3 separate regions of the Homo sapiens genome follow, and regions 1 and 2 are each linked to region 3. A link is a contact called in ENCODE Hi-C or POLR2A ChIA-PET data. All regions are on one chromosome and are shown on one strand. The core of a region is the stretch at or near the end of the contact, and the rest is flanking DNA. Distances in the headings are between cores, read along the strand shown. Region 1 holds the start of GPR150 (G protein-coupled receptor 150). Region 2 holds the start of FER (FER tyrosine kinase). Region 3 holds the start of ST8SIA4 (ST8 alpha-N-acetyl-neuraminide alpha-2,8-sialyltransferase 4).

Region 1 (4,562 bases), core at 2,013-4,512, 5.3 Mb before region 3:
ATGGCTTCAGTCTTCTCAACACAAACACTCAGAAGCCAGAAAGGGAATGGAGTAATGCCTTCAAAATTCAGAAGGAAAAGATTTTCAAAAATAGGATTCCAAACCCAGCCAAATAATCAGTTAGGCAATAGGGTAGAATAAAGAAATTTTCAGACATGTGGGATCCCAAATAGTTACCTTCTCTCAAGAAGTCACTGAAAGGTGCTTTCTTCCCAAGCAAGAAAATAAACCAGGAAAGAAAAAAATCCATTAAATCAGAAAACAAGAGAACCAGCATGAGATAAGTGAAAGGAATCCCTAGGACGATGCTGACGTGAGATGCCAGGATGACCGCTGGCCCAGAGGGCAACATGTCCAGACAGAATCTGCATGACTCAAATAAGGAGTACAATGAGGTCTCTTACCACTTAGTTCTCAGGCTTTGTACAACCTTGTAAACCTTATGAAATATTAGATGATGTGTTCTACCAAAAAGGAAGAAATCAAGGAGAAAGACCAGAGATCCAAGAAACAGGAACTGCAACCCAAGAGAAAGGCAGAAAGTTTCAATGACGACAACAAATGGAGGTCCGCAGATGGTAGTTATGCAGTAGGCCTTGGGAGAAATTAGCCCAAATAAGAGAAAAATGAAAGTCTCTGGTAAAGAGGTTTCCGTGAAAAAAAATTGGAGCTGCTATATTACGTTTTGAAACTGACCTTGTGGAAATTGCTTGGGGGGACTATTTGAGGGTACAGGAAGAATTAGCTATGATAACAATGAAAAGTAAGAAAAGGCAATTATTAACTTTAAAAATAACAAAAAATAATATTCACAATATACAACTCAACTGTGAATATTTTTGTTTCATAATAATATAAACACCAAATATAAGTCTAACCCAAAATTACAGTATTGTTCTAATGGTATGGGAAATGGAAATAGTGACAGAGGTGCGAGAGATAAGTCTTTAATAAGAAGTTAACAGATAATATATCAATTTGTTAAATCAATGAATAGCATTACATATATATTATTTACTATTATGAATTAAGTCAATGCCAGAAGAAAGAGCAAATAGAGTCTAAATTGGTTCCCTCTAGAAAGAGGGGATAAAGAAGTGGAGATGTATAGGACAGGGAACTCTTTATGTTATCAGCCTTCTAGTTCCATTTGACTTTCAAAACTATGTGCATTGTATAATTTTAATAAGAATTAGTTTAGGCCAGGCCCAGTGGCTCATGCCTGTAATCCCAACACTTTGGGAGGCCAAGGTGGGCAGATTCTTGAGCCCAGGAGTTTAAAACTAGCCTGGGCAACATGGCGAAACTTAGCCTCTACAAAAAATACAAAACTTAGCTGGGTGTGGTGGTGTCTGCCTACAGTCCCAGCTAGTTGGGAGGCTGAGGTGAGAGAATCACCTGAGCCCAGGAAGTCGAGGCTGCAGTGAGCTATGATCATGCCACTTCACTCCAGCCTGGGCAACAGAGTGAGACCCTGTCTCAAAAAGGGAAAAAAAAAAAAAAAAAAGAATTTGTTGAAAATCAATGTTTTATCAGATCTTACTAAAGTTCTGTGAAATTTCACTATAGTCATTTTGAAATGCTAATATATAAGAGCATTTCAACAAATTTGAGACAAATGATAGACTATCTTGAGAAACACTGAAATGATACTGGCTAGGAAAATCACTGAATGATGAACATTGCTCAGAGAAGGCTCCCTGGAAGAAGTGCATTATAAACTGGGATGATGTGTGTGCATAGAAAAAGGCCTTGGATAAAAAGTTCTAAAGGGAGAGTATGAAAATCAAACCAGGATTTTAGATTTTCCAAGGCTATCACTCTAGCTTTCTTAAATGTCCCACCAGGAACACTTATTCCTATGTCTCCACAGAGCTTCCTTGGGCTCCTCTGGACAATACTGGCATAGTATAAAAGGAATTTTTTCTTAGGTGATGGATTTATAGTCAAGGCAGGCATTTATGCTCGAAGGTATCTGAAAAGCATCGTATATCCACTAATTCATCAACTCAACACATACCCACTGATAACTACAACCTGTCAGACCAGAGCGAGGCACCACAGAGATGATGATGAAAATAACCAAGGTTTCTGGCCAAAGGACAACAGCTTGGGAAATGGGATTCCTACAGCAGCTGGCAGGACTATCATGGAACCCACCAAATCTTCCTAGGCCATGAATCTTAAAGTTCCAAATGTTTCCTCAGATTGGGAATGTGAACCCTAGACAACACTCATACCTCCCTGGCCCCCAGGCCAGGAAGTACAGGAAATTCTACTTTCACCATGATTAACGTGGAGGGTGCATAAAAAGACAAATGGATGCTTCCAACAGGGAAACTAAAATGTGTTTGTGAGGAGACAAGGCTAAAATGAAAGCAGCAACATTTAATCTAAACCATTTCCTGTGACTTGGATTTCTTTTTTAAAAAAATTGGCCGCCTTATCACTTTCTTAGTCACCTTTTCTCTAGGCTTATTGGAGGCGTAGCCCCTCCTAGCAACTTCCCATCTGCTGGAAAACAGAATCAAGAGAATGAGGAGTGTGATGACGCATCCTTCACTGGATGAAAATATTAGGAGAAAAGCAATAAATGCACTACCATTTGCATAAAACCTATTAATGCCCTCTTCAGACTAATGAAATGAATTTTACATCACCAAGAAAGCAGCTGTGACCCACTGCTCCTAGTATTTGGAACGATCTGCAACACTGCCACTCCTAAAAGCAACATCATTGACTTTAGTACCCTCTAATTAAAATACTTTCATTCTTGGACAGAGAAGACACATCTTGATCAAAATTCAGCTAATAGGTCTCCTCTTTGCTCAAAACGCTGTTAGGTTTCTTGTGTTCCTGTTTTTCTCATGCTCGTGCAGATCCATGGCATTTCAAACCTTTAAAATAAAAACTAATGTCTTTTCTATTTTTTTCCTACTGGCAATCACATTGGGGTGGTGGGGGCGTGTGGTACAATCTCAGTCAAGAGGTCCTCTCTTGTGTGGGTGCTGGCATAACACTGGCCGTATACAATGGCCAAGCAAAGCGACATTCTGTCCTGCTGTGCTTTACACGTAAATAGAGAATGGATGAGGTTCTCAGCGCCCAGGGGTCCGCGGCTTCCGCGAGGGTAGCGTCGGGGGCCGCTGCAGAGATTGGAAGAGTACCCGCCGGGAATGGGAGGGAAGACGCGGGGAAGGTGGAGAATAGGAATCATGTGTGTTCCTCGAGTGTACAACCCACATTTGAGTGACAAATCACGAGGACAATCGACAAAAACAACTAAGCGCAAAGCCGCCCGAATCCATCTCCCTCTCTGTGCGTGTGCCTTTTCAACTAACTTTGGGAACTCGTATAGACCCAGCGTCGCTCCCCGCGCCGCCTCGCCTCCACTTTGGTTTCCCGCGTCCTGCCCGCCCTCTTCGGTGCCTCCTCTTCCTCCGGGACAAGGATGGAGGATCTCTTTAGCCCCTCAATTCTGCCGCCGGCGCCCAACATTTCCGTGCCCATCTTGCTGGGCTGGGGTCTCAACCTGACCTTGGGGCAAGGAGCCCCTGCCTCTGGGCCGCCCAGCCGCCGCGTCCGCCTGGTGTTCCTGGGGGTCATCCTGGTGGTGGCGGTGGCAGGCAACACCACAGTGCTGTGCCGCCTGTGCGGCGGCGGCGGGCCCTGGGCGGGCCCCAAGCGTCGCAAGATGGACTTCCTGCTGGTGCAGCTGGCCCTGGCGGACCTGTACGCGTGCGGGGGCACGGCGCTGTCACAGCTGGCCTGGGAACTGCTGGGCGAGCCCCGCGCGGCCACGGGGGACCTGGCGTGCCGCTTCCTGCAGCTGCTGCAGGCATCCGGGCGGGGCGCCTCGGCCCACCTCGTGGTGCTCATCGCCCTCGAGCGCCGGCGCGCGGTGCGTCTTCCGCACGGCCGGCCGCTGCCCGCGCGTGCCCTCGCCGCCCTGGGCTGGCTGCTGGCACTGCTGCTGGCGCTGCCCCCGGCCTTCGTGGTGCGCGGGGACTCCCCCTCGCCGCTGCCGCCGCCGCCGCCGCCAACGTCCCTGCAGCCAGGCGCGCCCCCGGCCGCCCGCGCCTGGCCGGGGGAGCGTCGCTGCCACGGGATCTTCGCGCCCCTGCCGCGCTGGCACCTGCAGGTCTACGCGTTCTACGAGGCCGTCGCGGGCTTCGTCGCGCCTGTTACGGTCCTGGGCGTCGCTTGCGGCCACCTACTCTCCGTCTGGTGGCGGCACCGGCCGCAGGCCCCCGCGGCTGCAGCGCCCTGGTCGGCGAGCCCAGGTCGAGCCCCTGCGCCCAGCGCGCTGCCCCGCGCCAAGGTGCAGAGCCTGAAGATGAGCCTGCTGCTGGCGCTGCTGTTCGTGGGCTGCGAGCTGCCCTACTTTGCCGCCCGGCTGGCGGCCGCGTGGTCGTCCGGGCCCGCGGGAGACTGGGAGGGAGAGGGCCTGTCGGCGGCGCTGCGCGTGGTGGCGATGGCCAACAGCGCTCTCAATCCCTTCGTCTACCTCTTCTTCCAGGCGGGCGACTGCCGGCTCCGGCGACAGCTGCGGAAGCGGCTGG
Region 2 (4,558 bases), core at 574-3,073, 7.8 Mb after region 3:
TTTCATTGTCCAGTAAGTAATGCTATTAGAACAGACAAAGTTTGGTATTTGAGAACATGGAATATATACTAAGGTGACACACAGTGTTTATTAAATGTGTTGCAATGCAATGTGATAATTCCAACAGAGGAAAAAAATGTGAAACTGGATTTGCTATATATTTTTGTATGCTTCAAAAATGCAGCATAGATTTTTGCCACATTCATTTACTTCAAGTATATTCTTTCACAACTGCATTTCCTAGCACAATGACTGGCATATGGTAGACAGCTTTTAAGGTTTTGGAATGAATAGGTGAGAACTCAGAGAACAATTGTAGATATGGAAAGATTCTTGCTGATTTTTCTAGATTTGGGTTCCTTAACACAAACACACATGTTGTGTATCAAACAGCTCTATTTCTACCATATCTTTATTGAAAGCTACTTTCTGCAAATATGTAATAACGTATTCACCAACCACATCTTTCTACATTTTGATTCCCTTTGTATAAATGGAGAAATTCTAAGGTTCTTGGGAAAGGTATTCAGTCATGAAGCAGTCTCCAAAGTTGTATTTTGGCCTTACCTAACCAAATTTTCATTCATTTCATTCTTATTGACATTACATATACTATAACATTTGATGTTCACAGAAAATTAACTTCTATTTTAAGAAGTTTACTCACAGAACCACAGTTTGTGCATTTAACAATCACTATGAAATACATATGAAACATTAACCATCATTTTAGAGAACAATTTAAAAACTCCGAAGTAACTACTTTCCTTAACTTTGTCATCCCAACATTCTGGGTATAGGCATTGTTGGAAAAATATAATTAAAAACCAAAATCTCCCAACCCAGAAATCCTCTCCACAAACGTTAGTAGACAAAACACTTTTATTACTGAATAAGCATTAAACGAGACTGTGATACACATCACAGGCAATTTGCTAAGAGATTGCAAAGACAGAAATCTTGCCCTTTTGTATAGCCAAGTATATACGACCCATTACATACACGTTTTCAAGTTGAACAATAACTAGTCCTCAAGTAAGAGGACCTGACATTTGTGACATTAACTTTACTTAATAATTGGGGTGACCATCTGTGTTAGTTAATTGGTTTTATCCAGAGGAAAAACAAACTTCTCCTGTCTTTATGACGGAAGGTAGTTTTGCAACACGGAGCAAGTTGCTCACCGAAGTTACGCTCCTACTCTCTCACAGAAACTGGGAGATAGGGAAGGATGCTACTCCGTTGATATGTGCAGCATTTCAAAAAAAAAAAAAAAAAAAAGGTCCAGAGACATTCCTGACTGAGCATACAGTTGACAAGACCTATCTAGTCCTCAAGTGGATTTATACACATTTCAAAGAGTTGAGAAAGTACTTAACAATTAAGAAAGTACTTAAGTTTTCTAAGACAAATGCTCGGAGAGAAAGGGACGGGAAATCTCATCCTCCATTTTCAATAGGGAGAATTAAGCCTCTTATTTAAAATTTTTATGTTGGTTTTTGTTTATTTAGCTTTAAAACAGTAGACTTAAAAAAAGTCCAACTTAAGATTTATGTTTTTTTATGTGTAGGGCTGTTCTCTACGGTTAAATAAATAACCCTGCTTAGAGAAAATATTCACCACTCTTCTTTGGCTCCTATGTAACTCAGTTTTTGAGAGGGAGGGGAAATACCGGATTGACGCTATGTGGTTCAACCAATGCAAAAGATAACACCGCCTTAAAAAGTCTACTACAGGAACATGGGAGGGTCACACCCTCGAATAATGACGCATACCTATCCTACTGTTACTGATCACCTAGTAATAATCTTGTAGTTCACATTACTCATTTTTCACCAAATTCTTTTGGTGAAGGACGCTTCAGAAACGGCCATCACTGAAGAGCAGACCCGTTTGGGTTCTCCACGCATTCTAGACTCCCGAAGAGGTAAGAATTTATTATAGGGGGCCACTCCCAGGACCTGCTGTATGCTTTTAAACATCCATTACAATTCCAGCATTGAGTTTCTAACATTTTTAGGCAGGCTCAGGCACTGGGAGTACAGGATTGAAAGACAGTTCCCGTCCTTAAGGGACTCAGAGTAAACTGGAGTTGCTGAAAACCATTCTAAAGCAATCCACGTTAATAACAGATACAAGTAAAACGTGGGAACGTACAGGAAAAAGTGACCAATTCTGAGGCTGAAAAGTGCCTATTTTAGGGGTGGGGGCCTCGCGGCCCTAAAGCAGCTTCCCTTCCCGGAGATTTCAGCTCCAGGGATCGCCCAGCGCCCTCCGGGCACACTTAACATTTTAATCACGCCTCCGCCCCCACTCTCCGAATTCCTTTCCGGCTGCCGACCCGCCGAGTAGTCCCTTCCAGGCGGCCTCAGCTTATCATCGCCGGTCCGGCCACTTCCCGGCCGCGGCCAGGCGAGCCTCCCAAAGTTTCCTGTGAGGCCTTCGTCCGTCTCCGGCCCCATCTCACCACGGCAGCCCAGGACACCCGCTAGGGAGGAGCAGGTTACCGAGGCGGGGAGAGCGGCACAAACGCGCAGACCTCGGGACTCCACCCGGGCTGGTGAGCGAGCCCAGAAAGCGGCGACCGCAGCTCCGCGTCTCCACTCCCAGGGCCCGCAGCTTGGGCTAAGCGTGCGCCCACCCAGCCTAGGGCCCAAGTCCTGCCCCTTCGGGGACCGGGCCAATCGGCCGCTCCCCGCCTCCTGGGAGGTAGTGGAGGAGGGGGCTGAGGGCCGGGCGGCTGCGCCCGCCTTCCGCTCTTGCCCATTGGCTGAGGCCTCGAGGGTGCCCGGAGACCGGAGTGCAGCGGGATTGGTTGCAGAGGTTCGTGACAGTGGCGCCTATTGGCTGTGGCAGCCCCCGTGACGCGGGGTGGTGACTGGCTCCGGAGTCTGAGGGGTTCGGGCTTGTCAGGTTCTAGGTAGGTGCGTTTCGCGCCGCCGGCGGTAGGCGCTGTTGCCCGGGGCAACGCGGGGGGAGGGGGGAAGAGGAGGGAAGGCAAGCCTAGAGCGGGGGCAACAATGCCTGCCCGCAGAGGGGCGCCCGGGATTCGGCCAGGGCGTTGGGGGCTGTGCCGAGGCTCTTCCTCCGCCCTCAGCCAGCGCCCCCCCCAACCCCCGTCCCTGGCTGCAGGGTCATCCGCTCATCCTCCCGCCCGCAGCAGAGCATTCCTGGTTGGGGCTTGGGCCGGGCTACACACCCAGCCCCACGAGGGCCGCCCCTCCCACCATCCCGGGACCCGAAGGCTGAGGGGGCGGGTGCCGGCGCGAAAGGGCTGTGGCGGGCGTAGTGGCTCCGCCCCGTCGCGGGGTCTGGGGGCTGATGGGCGTGAGGCGGGGTGGTGGGGGGACTGTGGGCACCACCCAATCTTGCCTGTACCCTCACCCCTTTTCTCGGCGGCACTCATCTGGGCGCCGCCGTCCCGCTACGGGGGCATTCTCAACCCCTGGTATTCCCCCCATCCCTTCCTGCTTCTGGAGCCCCGCAGTCTCCCTTGACCCGCTCGGTCCTCCCCAGCTCTCCTCCTATCTGTCACCTTCTCCCGCTTTTATCCCCCACCTCATCTTTCTCCTCCGGTCTTGGCCAGAGGTGTCCTCCAAGAGTCTAATCAAGAGATAGATCTTAAGTGTGAAGCTAGTGGTGTCGTCGGTAATTTCTGCTCTGTGGTCTCTTTGCCAGTTAGAATTGGGGAGATGTTTGGAGGCACCTTCAGGGGTCATCCTTCTGCCTTACAGTTACCCCTAGGATCTACTTTCTGAATACGCTCATTGGGTTGTGTTGGTAGGGGCAAGGTACTTCTTAAACAAATTGAGGATTGTACTATGAGGTGGGCACTTTGTACGTTTGCGATTTTGCCATCCACTGTAGTGCAATTCAAAATCTAATAATTTGTTACGGCTGGTAGCCTTACATTTTTTTCCTTCGCCTTATGGTTAAAAAAAGAGCAGCTTTTTAACCTTTTTAATTCAGAAGTTGCGTATATTAATGGTTGTCTCACTATCACTTTGACATAAACTGCTGTAAAGGTGTACTCCATTTTCCTTTTCTCCAGATATGTTAAGATAATAAATTTCTCAGATGAGGTTACCATATATAAAAGTGTAGTGGAACATCAATAAGAGAATAGATCAAAACTATTTTAGTGATTAAAGATTAGAAAATACTTTTCAATTCATATGTGGAATGAGAATAGGATAAAAAAAAAAAACTATTGCAAAATCTTTAGTGCAGTATTTGTAGTCCTGGTATATATACCTGTGTTGCCCTTAAGAAGACATTTGTGAGTAGCTCCAGGTTTGTCAGTCGGGAAAGCAGAGTGTATCTTTTTGTAGTCCAGGAAAGCTTTTCTGCTAGTACTTTTGAGCCAAGAGAATTATGCTTCCAAAGATGCTGGGAATATATTAAGAGAGTACATAGGCATACTTCTGTTTTCATCTTTGAAAGACCTTTAGTGAAGATCTGTTTCTCTTCTGCATTGATTGTTGACAGCATTAAATATACATAATCTAAAACTATGTAGTGTCAAGTTGTTGCAGCTTCTGCACTGCTTCAAAGGTTG
Region 3 (4,427 bases), core at 1,493-3,992:
AAAGTGCTCAGGGAGCCTAGCTGCCCTCGCATTGTTCCTGGCAGCTCCAACTCCTTGCACAGTCTTGGTCTCTCAGGAGACCAAGGCAGTCAGGACGCTACAGGGCACGGGTGTAAGCGCGACGTTCGCGGCCAGCCCTCTGCCTTGCCCCACTGTAATTGCGGGTTTTGATTAAGAAGGAGGAGCCAGTTGCCGACTGAGCTTTGAAAGTGACTTTGGGTGGGGGGTGGGGGTGGGGTGGGGGTGGAAGGAGGGGAGGGACCAAAAGAGCCTGAGTCCTGCAATAAAGGTTTCCCCCTATCTTCTCACTCATTCTTTCCCCCTCGCCGCCGGCGCTCTGGCAGCAGGGGATAACCCCGGTGCGCGCCTCTCTTCCTGTTTGGTTTACTCAAGCGCCTGCCCCAACGCCTTCTCAGTCAAGCTGGGAGGAAACTGCTTCAGCTTGAAAAGGATGCGGGCAAAAGCCCAGCCCGACTAGCTCAACCGCCGCGCCAGTGCCCGCCTCCTCTTCCTTAACGCCTAGGGCTGCGCCCACCAGCCGGCAACGTCCAGGAAAGGGCCACAGGAGAAATGACACCCGTGCAATGCGGAGTGTCCCGGCTCCGCTTCCCCGCAGGGACTCGAGGTGCGCTCCTTTTCCTGGCCACGGTTTAGGGAGGCTCGGAGATGGACACCTCGGCAGTATCTGGCGACCCTCTTCTCACTCGCTCCGCCCACTCCTGCTCTCCAGGGTCCCAGCCAAGGGCCCGAACCCTCGGAGTCCTAGTGAGCCTTGGCCGCTTTGTCTGGGATCAGGCTTATCCTCCTAGCCCACGGCCCGGGAGGGAACAAAGAGCCTCGACCCTCAAGCTCTAGCCTCTGCCTCTCATCGGAGCCCCATGCGCCCATTCATCACCTTTCTAAAGACCCCTTTGTCTGCCTGGCAAGCACAGGTCTGCAAGGGATGCCCACGCCCCTGCCCAAAGTCCTGCTTTTCTAACAACTGAGCTAGATTGGATTTTCAAGCCACCCAGTCTTGTGTAAACGACCTCATACCGGTCTTTTTTACCCCCTCAGAATAGACCATGTATAGATTCGTTGATGCATGACGACCATTCCAGCCCATTCCTTGCTAGCTTTTTCATTCTCTTCCAGTCCGCTTTGACTGTGCTACTGTTTTCCTGGTTTTCTACAGAATAGCAAGTCCTTCTGTAAGGATCAACCTGCATCTTGCTCGCTTAAATAAATGCTTATTACCTAGGGAGCAGGAATATTAAGAAATGGAGTGCAGGAAGTTTAAGAGCATGTGTGTGTGTTAGCAGTCCCATCTCTCTCTCTCTCACACACACATACACACACACGCAAGGGCTGTTTTCTTTGTTTTAATCAATGTCAGAGAAAAATATAAACTGGGCAGGCATCTCTGCTGGTGTGTAGTTTCTGATAGAGGACGCCTCCAAACCGGAACAGGGAGGATTTCCGAAACAGGACTTTGAATAGAGTTGACAATCAGGTTCACATCCTCAGAAAAAGCCTTCCAAGCTATGTCAGCAACACAAAGTTGCACCACCTCCTGGGTAAACTTCAAAGACACAGAGGCCAGCGGGTGGAAGGAAGTGTGATATTTAGAGAACTTAGTGGGGCGGGGGAGAGTCTGAACTCATCTAGACAAACTAAAAAAAATAGCAGAAATATAGTCTGTGTGAAGCTACAGTACCCAGTTTCTTTCTAAAACTGTAACCATGACGCCCATGCGTTTTAGCCGTAGAAGAACAAATAAGGAAGTATCCTTAGTGGTACTGGAGTTTCTAATTCAAATTATAACACATTAATCTATCCAACGTCAAATAGAAAAAAAAAAAGTAGAGAAACAGAGTATACCTATTTCCTGCTTTCTAAGCTTTAACTTCAGCCCTTCGAGAAACCATCTATCTCCAGTATCTCCTTAGGTGATAGGACATTGAAAACAGGCAACCGTTTGGTGAATAAAGACATTTCTCTTGAGTTCTGCCCACAGATTAAAAGGACAAGGACACACGTTCTTTGTTGACACTTCTGCAGTGACTTCTCCTTTGGCGAGAGAGCACCCAGGGCCAACACAACTGTCACCACAACCACACAGAGCAAGTTGAACTCATACTGGGAACAGCTTAGAGAAGCACGCACATCTCAACAACAGCCTTTGTTATTTAATTCATGACACTAACCACGCGCAAGCTCAAACAAACACACATGCTATCCTAACCATCACTCTACCCTCTATATTCACATTTCATTTATGGCTTGACTTTTTGTCATATCCTGAAATGAAGCTTTGCATTTACCCGATGAGTTGCGTCTCCTGGTGCTCCTCAGTTCTTGCTATTTCTTTTGTCTTATAAAAGATCAGGAGCAGACTTATTGTGCAGATCGTCCACCTCTTCCTAATGGAGCGCATCTTGGGTGCCCGAGAAAGTCCTGGTTGCCCCAGCTCCCGCACCTTCTCTTGATATAAAGGCTCCGTTTTGGGGAGATAGTCGCGGGGGTGAAATCTGTAAAATGCGAGGAGAGCTTGGAGCCGGGATCCCGGGATCAGATCACTGGGGTCTTCTGTGGCCGAGCTCCCTCTGGTCCTCGAACGCTGCCCAGCGACCTCTCGCCCTGTTTGCGCCAGCTCTGCCAGGGTCGCTCCGCGCCGCCTCCCTGGGGCTCAGGTTTCTTTTCAGATGAGACACCTTGTGCATTGGAGGTGGCGGCAGCTTCTGCAGCTGGGTTCGGGGGCGTCACTGGCCCTTCCCTCTTGCTAGGAGATAAACGCTGCGCAAAGCCAATCACCAGGCTGAGGGGGCGGAGGCTGCTTGGAGAGTAACGTCCCCGGCTCTGCCTGCTCTGTGCCGGGAGAGGAAGCTCACAGTGCTACGCGCCTGCGAGCTCGCGCACATACACATATACATACATACACACATACATACATATGCACACACACGTACACGCAGAATCACACACACTCTCCTGGGACATCAAAGCATCAGCTCTCTGGACCTGGGAGCTCCAAGATAGTCTATCCGCATCTAGGTGAGAGGGCACCTCGCCTGGGGACAGATTACAAAAGCGTCCCGCCAGAGGAATGCTTCAGGTAGAGCTAGGGGTGGATTGCAAGAAGAGTACCTTCTTTCAATCGCTTTTGCTAAACACACACCCTCACACGCAAAAACACGCCCTCCAAGGTGGAGTGAAACGGGGTGCGGGGGTGGGGACGGCGGTGGAAGGAAGAAGACTTTTATTACTCAATCTGGAAAGTGCAAATACACACATGAACCTGTTAGCCGATGGGCCCACTCTGCATGGGTGGTGGACGACGACCCTGGCTCAGGATTCTGCAGGAAACAAGTGATGATAGAGGTGTCATTAGGAACTTTATGGATATTTATGCGCCTCCCTTTCATTGCCATTTGGAAACTCCTCACGCAGAAGTCAAGGAAACTCCAATCCCACTTAAACTTCATTGCGGAGAAACAGAGTTCTGAAAAAAAAGCAGCTACCATGGACCTCTCTTTTAAACGCAAGTACACCCACACACATTCGGATACCAAGGAAGGAAGGAAAGAAAGAAAGGAAAGAAAAGGGAGGGGAGGAAGGAAGAGCAAAGTCCTCTCTAAAAGTCTCAATTATATATATAGCCTCTGATTGTCACCTCTCCTCCGTCCCACCATTTTTCGTACTTGTATTGGGTGGCAGGGACACTTTTCAAGAGTTCTGTGTTCGATTGTTCACTCTGAGTACCTCTCCACCATCCTCCAGTCGTTGCCCTCATTGGGAGAGATGCTTGCTACTCTGCTAGTACCACGCCTTGGTTCCGGTCTTTACTGTTGGCTGGTAGGTCGGGAGGCACCTCTAGCATGAGACAGTGTCTGGAAGCCAGGATTTCCCTCATCTATATGCGCCGGTCCCCAGCTCCCTGGTCGCCAGGGTTTCTCTCCAGTTGAATTCCGTGTTCCTTCAGGTTGAACAGTAGCTTCAGCGGTTTTTCACGCTCAGAAATGATGAGGCCCAATTCCAATCTTCCCTCCCGCCGGAAGTAAGAAGGGGAATTCTGAGTTGCTTGTCGCCTGACAGCTTAAAATAGCAACGAAAACAGCCAGCATCTTTGCTTAAAAACCCAAGGTTCCCGCCAGTGTTTACCATACTTCCTCTAGAGTTTAAGAAGTTAAGAACTTCCGAGATCTTGAATTTCCTCTTTGCAGCACAGCGAACGGGGTCGGGTATAAAAATGCTCCAAGGAGCAAGTAATTACGAACGTTTATTGACACTACAAGTGGCCCACAGGGAGCCTTTCGAGTTTATTGATGTCTAGGCAAATCCAGCCTGCATTAATGCATTTCTGTTAGATTGACTTCTGTTAGACTCACTTTTCTTCTGGCAAAAACTGCCAGAATAAAACAGCTTCTTATTTAAGTTAAAAGGGATCC

The links. Hi-C counts contacts between places; a loop is a spot of excess contacts on that map. ChIA-PET counts read pairs that join two places held with the same protein, here RNA polymerase II (POLR2A). Pooled maps may share reads with other maps.
Region 1: a map of naive thymus-derived CD4-positive, alpha-beta T cell shows a loop between it and region 3 (6-fold over the local background). The contact joins the promoter of GPR150 here to the promoter of ST8SIA4 in region 3. A Hi-C loop is called at or near these places in 2 of 168 maps with a recorded cell type or tissue (CD4-positive, alpha-beta memory T cell and naive thymus-derived CD4-positive, alpha-beta T cell) and 8 of 50 pooled maps.
Region 2: a loop to region 3 is called in a map of CD8-positive, alpha-beta T cell, with 16 times the contacts of the local background. The contact joins the promoter of FER here to the promoter of ST8SIA4 in region 3. A Hi-C loop is called at or near these places in 1 of 168 maps with a recorded cell type or tissue (CD8-positive, alpha-beta T cell) and 5 of 50 pooled maps. POLR2A ChIA-PET finds 5 or more read pairs at or near these places in 1 of 52 experiments (activated T-cell).

Annotation. Positions count from the first base shown.
Region 1 is chr5:95,616,825-95,621,386 of GRCh38, forward strand. It overlaps GPR150 (G protein-coupled receptor 150), which reads left to right and starts at 3,263. Exons shown (of 1, transcript NM_199243.3): 1 at 3,263-4,562. The coding sequence starts at 3,452. RefSeq lists an enhancer at 2,819-3,434 and silencers at 3,604-4,003, 4,094-4,143, 4,161-4,455, 4,164-4,562.
Region 2 is chr5:108,746,074-108,750,631 of GRCh38, forward strand. FER (FER tyrosine kinase) reads left to right here and starts at 1,824. Exons shown (of 20, transcript NM_005246.4): 1 at 1,824-1,927. RefSeq lists silencers at 2,591-2,690, 2,771-2,830, 2,961-3,370.
Region 3 is chr5:100,900,540-100,904,966 of GRCh38, forward strand. ST8SIA4 (ST8 alpha-N-acetyl-neuraminide alpha-2,8-sialyltransferase 4) reads right to left here and starts at 2,743. Exons shown (of 5, transcript NM_005668.6): 1 at 2,304-2,743. The coding sequence starts at 2,416. LOC107986437 (a long non-coding RNA gene) reads left to right here and starts at 2,869. Exons shown (of 2, transcript XR_001742825.3): 1 at 2,869-4,427. RefSeq lists enhancers at 1-85, 192-693, 1,831-2,400, 2,886-3,125, 3,906-4,145.